2 separate regions of the Homo sapiens genome follow, and region 1 is linked to region 2. A link is a contact called in ENCODE Hi-C or POLR2A ChIA-PET data. All regions are on one chromosome and are shown on one strand. Each heading gives the region's core, a stretch centred on a gene start or an enhancer-like site at or near the end of the contact. The rest is flanking DNA. Distances are from core to core; before and after follow the strand shown. Region 1 overlaps LMCD1 (LIM and cysteine rich domains 1). Region 2 overlaps LOC107986009 (a long non-coding RNA gene).

Evidence for each region. Hi-C counts contacts between places; a loop is a spot of excess contacts on that map. ChIA-PET counts read pairs that join two places held with the same protein, here RNA polymerase II (POLR2A). Pooled maps may share reads with other maps.
Region 1: a loop to region 2 is called in a map of aorta, with 5 times the contacts of the local background. The contact joins two enhancer-like sites. A Hi-C loop is called at or near these places in 2 of 168 maps with a recorded cell type or tissue (aorta and ascending aorta) and 1 of 50 pooled maps. POLR2A ChIA-PET finds 5 or more read pairs at or near these places in 2 of 52 experiments (BJ and naive thymus-derived CD4-positive, alpha-beta T cell).

Annotation. Positions count from the first base shown.
Region 1 is chr3:8,553,198-8,557,226 of GRCh38, reverse strand. All of the region lies in intron 4 of LMCD1 (LIM and cysteine rich domains 1), which reads right to left. Among named protein-coding and RNA genes, the nearest start is that of LINC00312, 17 kb to the left of the region's middle. Within about 2 kb of position 2,031, at least 11 of the 41 ENCODE cell types and tissues checked have a DNase peak (open chromatin) inside an H3K27ac peak, as active enhancers do; they include ascending aorta, where a contact is called at or near this core.
Region 2 is chr3:8,591,254-8,595,448 of GRCh38, reverse strand. All of the region lies in intron 4 of LOC107986009 (a long non-coding RNA gene), which reads left to right. Among named protein-coding and RNA genes, the nearest start is that of LINC00312, 22 kb to the right of the region's middle. Within about 2 kb of position 2,256, at least 6 of the 41 ENCODE cell types and tissues checked have a DNase peak (open chromatin) inside an H3K27ac peak, as active enhancers do; they include ascending aorta, where a contact is called at or near this core.

The sequences.
Region 1 (4,029 bases), core at 782-3,281, 38 kb after region 2:
GTCTAACATCATTTCTGGCATCTTTAGCTCTCTTGAGTTCTGTTTCCCCACACTGTATAGTCTTCCCAAGGCTCCCTATGGTGCAGAATGGGCAGGGTGGGTAGGCAACGGTTTGGGTCATGTGCTTTGGAACATGGTTCATGCCATGGCTTCATCACTGGTGAAGCTCTTGGAAAAATCATCCAACCCTCTGAACCTCAGTTTTCTCATCTGTAGCACATCGTGGCAGGCCCTGGCTCATACGAAATGCCTTAGCCTGGTGTTGGTGGTCACTACTGTTAACTGACCCCTTCACCTTACATTTCTTCTTGGGGCAGATTATCCATTATGGGGCTCTCTGCCAAGCAAGGCAAAATATTAAACATTTCTAACTGAATCTCCCTCCCTGGTTATGTGATGAAGTGAGGGAGATGGAAAGGCTTCATAAATGCTACACGTGTAAGAGAACATCAGTGTGGGTTGTTCTCAAATCCAGCTCTGACAAGCATGGGCCCAAGGACTGGCTCCTTGCAAAAGGATGCTGCTTGGTCCACAGCTGAGCAGGGACGGAGTCTCAGATGTGTTCATTCCAATTGCAACGGCTTTGCCCGGGGCTTAGAACTGCGTGGGTGCTCCAGAGATGGGAACACCTGTTAATTAGAGTCTGTGTCAGGTTTGGAGTGAGGCAGGTCTGGATCCTAGTTCTGGATTAACTACTCACCATCTAGGTGACTAGACAATTTCCTCAGCTTTGTTTTTTGAAATTTTTGTTTTTGTCTGTAATCCACAGTAGCAAATACATTACACGTCCTGATCCAACACACACACACATACACACACACACTCCTGAAAAAAAAAAGCTTCCTGGAAAAATATTTACTACTCCTGAAACACTCTTCCCTTTTCAGTTAAAAAAAATTCTGGTTGTAGTCCACTAAATTGATGTATTACCCACTGACGGATTGTGACCTGAAGTTTGAAAACACTGTTTAACTTTGCTAAGAGTGTCTTTTAATTCCCTTGTTTGTAAAAAGGAGGATGATATACTTTGTAGGATAATTCTTAGGATTAAGTAAAATAACATGCAAAATATCTGGCACAGTGCCTGGCATAACCTAGGTAGTCAATGAATGGGAGATGACAGCATCATCATCATCGTCATCATTTAGCTCATATTAGCAAAACAAAATTGAGTAAAACCAAAGAGATTAATAAAAAGCTAAAACTATTCTTTATGATTCTTCCAGTTCAGGGGTCAGCAAACTGCATCCATCTGTGGGCCAAATCTAGCCCACCGCCTGTTTATGTAAATACAGTTTGATTGGAACACAGCCAGGGTCATCTGTTTAGATATTGCCTATGGCGGCTTTAGTGCTTCAAGAGCTGTGTTAATTAGTCGTGACAGAGACCATGTGGCCTGAAAAACCTTCAATATTCACTATATGCCCTGTACAGAAAAAGTTTACCAATCCCTGTTTTAATCAATGGAATAATATGCAGCCCACTCAAAAAAAAAAAAAAAAAAAAAAAAGCTCGTTGAAGGCCATGTGGCAACATGGAAAAGTATTTATAGTATAGTATAAAAAGTGGGAGAAAGGGAAGTTTCTTTGGAACAAAAAAAAAGATCTCCCTGAAAGTCACTAAAGTATCTCCACTGCAAAGCAAGAGGCAGGCAGATGCCGAGAAGCTGGTAACCATAGTGATTTTGCGGCTGCCCCCAGGCTCCTGCCCATGGTGCCTGAGCCAGGGGTGGCGGGACTGTGGGGAGCAGGGATTCCTCTGGGTGAATGACCCCAGGCTTGTCTCTGGGCCTCTTACCCTCCTGTCCTCCAGCTCAGATGGGGCTCACTAAGTGGGGAGGAGTGGCAGTTTCAAATTCCCAAGTGGGGCTGGCAGGAAAGCCAGCCAGCCTGCCTGCCGAGCCCACAAGCCAAACATCTGCTTAGACAAAGACTTGGAAGTCCCTTGCCCACAAATATGTCCTTCTATTGGGGCTGGAGTTGGGCTGAGCCGCCAGCTGCTGTAAGTTTCCATCTGAAAAGCAGACCTTTGGCGGGGGGGAGGGAGGGGACGGAGGCCTCCCGTCCCCCTCTCAGCATTCTTGTGGGGAAATGGGGCAGAGGGGTCAGACTGTGCTCCCAGGATCCTGGAGGATGATTTCGGACCATATTCACGCGTTTTTATGACTGTGGGGAACATCTTCACTTCTCTCAATGGGCTGTCCTCCTCTTAAGTTTGCTCTTTTGGGGCAGTCACTTGGCCTGAGGAAGGAGTGGTTGGGGAAGGGGCAAGACGGGGAGGCGCCCGGCAGGAATGGTAAATGCTAAAGAGTAGAGATCACATTAAAGGCTATGCTCTGGCTTTCTTTCCCCTTTCTTCAGTTACAAGTTCGGGGTGTGGAGAAAGGCGGAAATTCCTGGGCAAAATGACCATACCCGGGAAATCTGTGTATTTAATTTCTGAGAAAATATTCAGCGAGCTCTCTAAACGCAAGGCAATGGCTTGGTGGAGCTGCTAAGAGTCAGAACATGAAGATCATTGCCCACCCAGCTCAGGGGCCCATCAGTTCCATCCAGGTGGGGAGCGCAGGGCTTGGAGAGTGCGCGAGGGGCTCCCACCAGCCTGGTGTGAATGGGTCCAGGTTGCTGGAGTCGGCAGCTCCCTGGCCACGGAGATCTCTGATACTCAAAAGGCCCACAAGAACCCACAGTGGGTGGAACTGGGGGTGGACATGGGAATCCTTTCATTGTTCTCAGTACGCAGATAAGAGGCTCCCAAATGCTCAGTGGGCTGAGCTGCAAGCTACCCCATACACGGCTGCCCACCCTGGAGAACCTAAACACTCACATATATATCCCCTGGCATGGTCGGACCCACCCTGCCGAGGCCCCACCCCAACACGGCTTCAGACTTCACTCTGCCGGTGAAGCAGAAGGACTGGGGATTGAACCGAAGCCCCGCTCTCATCAGCACGTGGGGTAACCTCACTGCGCCCCAGGGTCCTCATCTGCGAAATGGGTATCACAACCCCAACCTCTCTCACTGGTTGTTACCAAGAGTTAAAGAGGTTTATTACTTGGGAGGTTGAGGCGGGAGGATGGTTTGAACCCGGGAGTTTGTGGCTGCAGTGAGCTATGATCCTGCCACGGCACTCCAGCCTGGGTGAGAGAGTGAGAGCCGTGTATCTAAAAAAATAAAAATAAAGAGATTGAGACCTTACACAGTGCCTGCTGCAGCCTCACAGTTTCCCCTTTCTTCCCTTGATTCTCAACTTGTCTTCTTTCCTACCCTCCATCCCCGCACAATGGGACATGTGAGGAAAAGAGGGAGACTAAATATTTTTGAATTGTATTGGCCTCACTGATGGAAAAGGGCTCGCTTCTTCAGGGGTGACAGTGGGTGCAGTAGCATCTGGCACTGGGATTTTTCAGGCTTGGTATTGCCCCATGAAGAGGGCAACTCTGACAACTTGGTGGCCGGAGGACCTTCCCATGATATCCTGCCTCTCCTAACCTCAGTGTAATAATAACACTTTCAGAGGACTGCCCTGAGGTAGGCATGGACAGCCACAGCTTTTGGTTCATTTCTGAAGTGGACCGAGGTGCCAAGGCTAATTTTAGGTGGCCCCGTCTCGTCAGTAGGGCCCGTCTGCTGGCCTGGGGTTGGGAAGCTGGGGGTGGGGTCAGATTCTGCTCACTGTGTTCAGATCTGTGTAACTGACAGCCCCGGCCATGCAGGTGGGCTGGGCTCAGACAGCAGTGTGTCCTGCAACCTGGCCACCACTGTTATCTGGGCTCACTCAGAACATGGCCCCTTAGTAGGAATTCCATACAGGCATTTTTGCAATAACGCTTCTCTGGTGTGGACATTTTTTTCCAATGAGGATGGTTAGGTGGGGGGCTGGGTGGGAGAACTTGGCAGGCTGACCCTGCCATTGCTCCAATAGGCCACCTCCCAAGGACTCAGAGGAAGGACGTCCCCCAGCAGGTGGACAAGGTGGGAGGGAGCCGAGGGAGCTCACAGCTGGTGTGTGTGTCGGGGGGTGGGTGT
Region 2 (4,195 bases), core at 1,007-3,506:
CTCCAGGCTGCCCTGGAAGCCAGAAGGGAGGCAAGCCATGAGGCAGTGGCGTTCAGTGGGGCATCTGCTTGTACAGGGTCCCTGGGGCTGATTAGCAGGTGATGGAGACTCTGGGCTTCTGGCTGAGGTCACAAGGAAGGGCTGCATCCTGAGTGACAGGTGCAAGGAAAGGGGAGCCTCCAGCCTCGTGCAGGTCAGCTCCCCTGTGGAAGCTTTTCCAGAGGCTGAACTCAGTGGGTTCATAACTAGAGGGACAATAGGTCTCACATTTATCTGCTTTATTTTCCTTCCTCTTTTCCTTCTTTCTCTGCCTTCCTTCCCTTCCCCTCCTTCCATTGAAAAGTTTTTTTGCTCTGAGCATGGTCTCTGTGTTCACCATTGCCCTGTGTATTAGTCTGTTCTCACACTGCTGATAAAGACATATCCAAGACTGGGTAATTTATAAAGAAAAAGAAGTTTAATGGACTCACAGTTCCACCTGGCTGGGGAGGCCTCACAATCATGGTGGAAGGCAGAAGACACGTCTTACATGGTGGCAGACAAGAGAGATTGAGAGCCAAGCAAAAGGGAAGGCCCTTATAAAACCATCAAATCTCACGAGACTTATTCACTACCACGAGAACAGTATGGGGGAAACAAGCCCCATGATTCAATTATCTCCCACCCGGTCCCTCCCACAACAAGTGGGAATTATAGGTGCTACAATTCAAGATGAGATTTGGATGGGGACACAGCCAAACCATATTACTCCGGGTGCCGGGTGCAGAGACGACTGAGACACTGGCTTGTCCTCCATGTCACAGACCAGCGGGAGAGACACATGGCAATCACTAGCCTCCATGCCTGTGGTAAGGGGCAGGCTGGAGGGGCACACAGGGTGCTGTGGGAGCATGGAGTTGCTGGGTTGTCCCAAGACCTGCTGCTCTGCCCCATGGCCTTCAAAAACCATTGAGCTATCCCTGGAATGACCACACTTTGGTATCCAAATGTCAACTTCCCAGACTGACTTTTATACCTGAAGGAGAATAACGTTCGTCTGTTGGACCCTGGGCTTGCTCTTTGGTTTAGAAAATGTGTTCCCCTGAAGAGATGACTTTAAAGTCAGTCCAGCTCATTTTGGGATTCAAGGTGTGTGGAATTTGGAGATGATGCCTGATGGGCACCAAGTGACCATAGGTCAGTGTGATAGGTAGATTTAACCAGGCCATCTGAGGGCTGGGAGCTCTCAGTACCATCTGGAGAGACCCTAGACTCTAACATCAGATAGTCTGGGGTTTGCACAGTGGTCCTTCCTGTCACTGGCTGTGTGGCCTTGAGCTTCTTAGCCTCTCGGGGCCTTAGTTTTTCTCATCTGTGAAATAGGAGTAGTATTTTGCAGAATCACTGTGAGGATTAACGGACTGAACGCAGTACCCAGTACACAGTAGACTGTTGCATTTGTTACTTCACTGCCCTGCCTCTAACAGTACTATGAGCTCTTTTGAAAAAGCTGTGACTCTTTTAAAAAGGAAAAAATGCTGGAGAATGTGAATAATTTAGGTTCCATATGGTGCTTGAATTATGCTTTCAAAATGATTCCCAATTTGTGTTTCTCAAGCAGGTGACATTTTGTAAGTTTGCTTTTCTTTGCTGTTAGGTTTTGTTAGGAAGTCTTTGTAGAGAGGAAAATGCAGCTGCATTTCAAAAGTAAAAGCCTCCAGGCCTTGCCTTTGGGACAGCTGGGGCCCATAGACCAGAGGCCCAGCAGTGTTTCCTGACAAGCAGCGACAGGTGGGCCGAGGCCTGCCTTGCTCTGTGCAGTGAGTTGTGGCATGAAGCAGGGAGCTCCCGGGGTACCGAGCTGGAAGTGCTTTTGAGTGGCTAGCACCAGAGGAGGGAACAGTGCCATGCAGCAACACACAGGATGGACACGTGGCTTTGCCACTCACCTCTGGGCTACTGGCCGGGGTTCAGGCTGGAGGAGGCTCAGGGTGGGGAATATTCCTTCTGCGCCTCTGACCTTCACCTCCCATTCCCCATTTTCAATGCCAAGACCTGAGTTCCGTGTTCTCCATCCCAGCCACTGTCCCCCCTTCTCCTCTGGCAGGACTCAGGCCAGCCTTAGATGCCAGCTCACCACAGGTCAACCTGATCCTTGTCTGATGATCATTTCTCTCCTGGATTGGTCTCCTTTACTCCCCTTCCTCCTGAATCCCAACTTTGTGCCATTTCACTAGGATTTCCCAACTGTGAATTCCTGCGATATGGCCAGCTCATGCCATTCCACACCAAGTTAAGTCAGCAGATTTTATACTATTTATAGAATGACATGGAAATTCAGACCTGGCACCATGTCTGCTGGCCTGGTGGCCACAGTAGAATCTCTTTTCTCTTTCTTCTTTATTCCCTAAAGTCTTAAAGATAACTATTTTCACAAGCAATATATGCAAATATATTCTCACTGGAAAGAATTTGAAAAATAGAGAAATATGGCTGGGTGCAGTGGCTCATGCCTGTAATGCCAGCACCTTGGGAGGCTGAGCTAGGAGGATTGCTTGAGCTCGGGAGTTTGAGATCAGCCTGGGCAACATGGGGAGACCCCATCTCAACAAAAAATACAAAAATTAGCTGGGTGTGGTGGTGTGCACCTGTGGTCCCAGCTACTTGGGAGACTGAGGTGGGAGAATTGCTTGGGACCAGGAAGTCAAGGTTGCAGTGAGCTGTGATCACACCACTGCACTCCGGCCTGGGTGACAGGTGAGTCCCTGTCTTTAAATAAATAAATAAATAAATAAATAAAGGAAGAATACGTAGAGTAAATTATTTAAGTTCCATTTCAATCAATTCTGAATGTTAACTGTTTTATTCCAGTCTTTTTTCTCTGTATTTGTATACACTTTGTATTGTTTGTGTAAATACAAGTGCAGCTGTATATGTGTGCATCCAGTAAAGAGTTTAACCTTGCCTACAAGAAGGTCTGGTTTTGCCCTCAACTCCTAGGAGGTGATCTTTGTTTGTCTAGGGCCCCAAGCTTGCCAGATAGTAACGTGATTTCAGGTGGGGCTGACCACACCAGCAAGACCAACAGTGTGATTGAGGGTGGGGGCTTTGGATCATGCAGTATCAGTTGACTCGGAGACTAGATCAACCATGTGGGCAATCAATCCACCAATCAATCAATTACACCTATGTAATGAAACCTCAATAAATACTGTGAATACCAAGGCTCAGACAACCTTCCCTGTTAAGCAGTGCTCTGTGTATATTGTCACATATGGGTACCAGGAGACTAACATGTCCATGACTCCCTGGGAAGAGGACAATGACAGCCCTGCCTTTGGCACTTCTCCTACACTCTGTTCTATCAGCTTATTCTCTTGGCTGATTTTAATCTGTATTCTTTCACTGTAATATAAACTGAACTGCAAGTATAATCGCTTTTAGTGAGTTTTTTTAAGAAAATTATTGAAGCTGAGGGTTTTGGGAATCCCTCTGAGTATACAATTGGCGTGAGAAATGAAGATGGTCTTGGGGACAGTGCTCTCTAACTTTATGGTTGCCTAAACTAATTGCAGTGTGTGGTTTTACCTATGTATACATGTGCGTATTTAAATTACCTAATAGTGAATTCCATTCATGGTCCTGGGATTTGAATTTCATCTTTCATACGGTTGGAGACCTTCTTTATGCCTGTTGTGCCTCAGTTTCCTCACAAAATGGGGTTAGTAACAGGAGCTTCAACTATAGGATTGTTATGAGGAGTAAAGGAACAAATGTTTGTAAAGCTGTTAGGTTGGTGCCTGTTAGCACTTAGGGTTACAAAACAGATGATAATGATTTTCATACCAGACCATGGAAATCTACCTTGTTGCTTTTAATAACTGAATGGATATCATTTCTATTAGTTACCTCTGGGTTTCCCACAAAGAAAGTAGTAATTAGGGAACTAAAATGTGTTGTTGGAAAGTGACTCTTGTTGCACTACAAGGTTGAGTAAATTAGTCAGCTAGTCTAGAACAAAGTATTTATCTAGCACCAATTATTTATCTAGAAAACACTAAGTTGGCCCACACTATGTGCAGAGGCCCAGTGCTGAAAACTGTAAGGCTATAAAAACAGGTATATTGAGATAAGCAAAAAGGGAAGGGAATGAACATCCTTTGAGGATCTAGTAAGTGGCCAGTGCTATTCATTTGTTATTTTATTTAATCGTCAC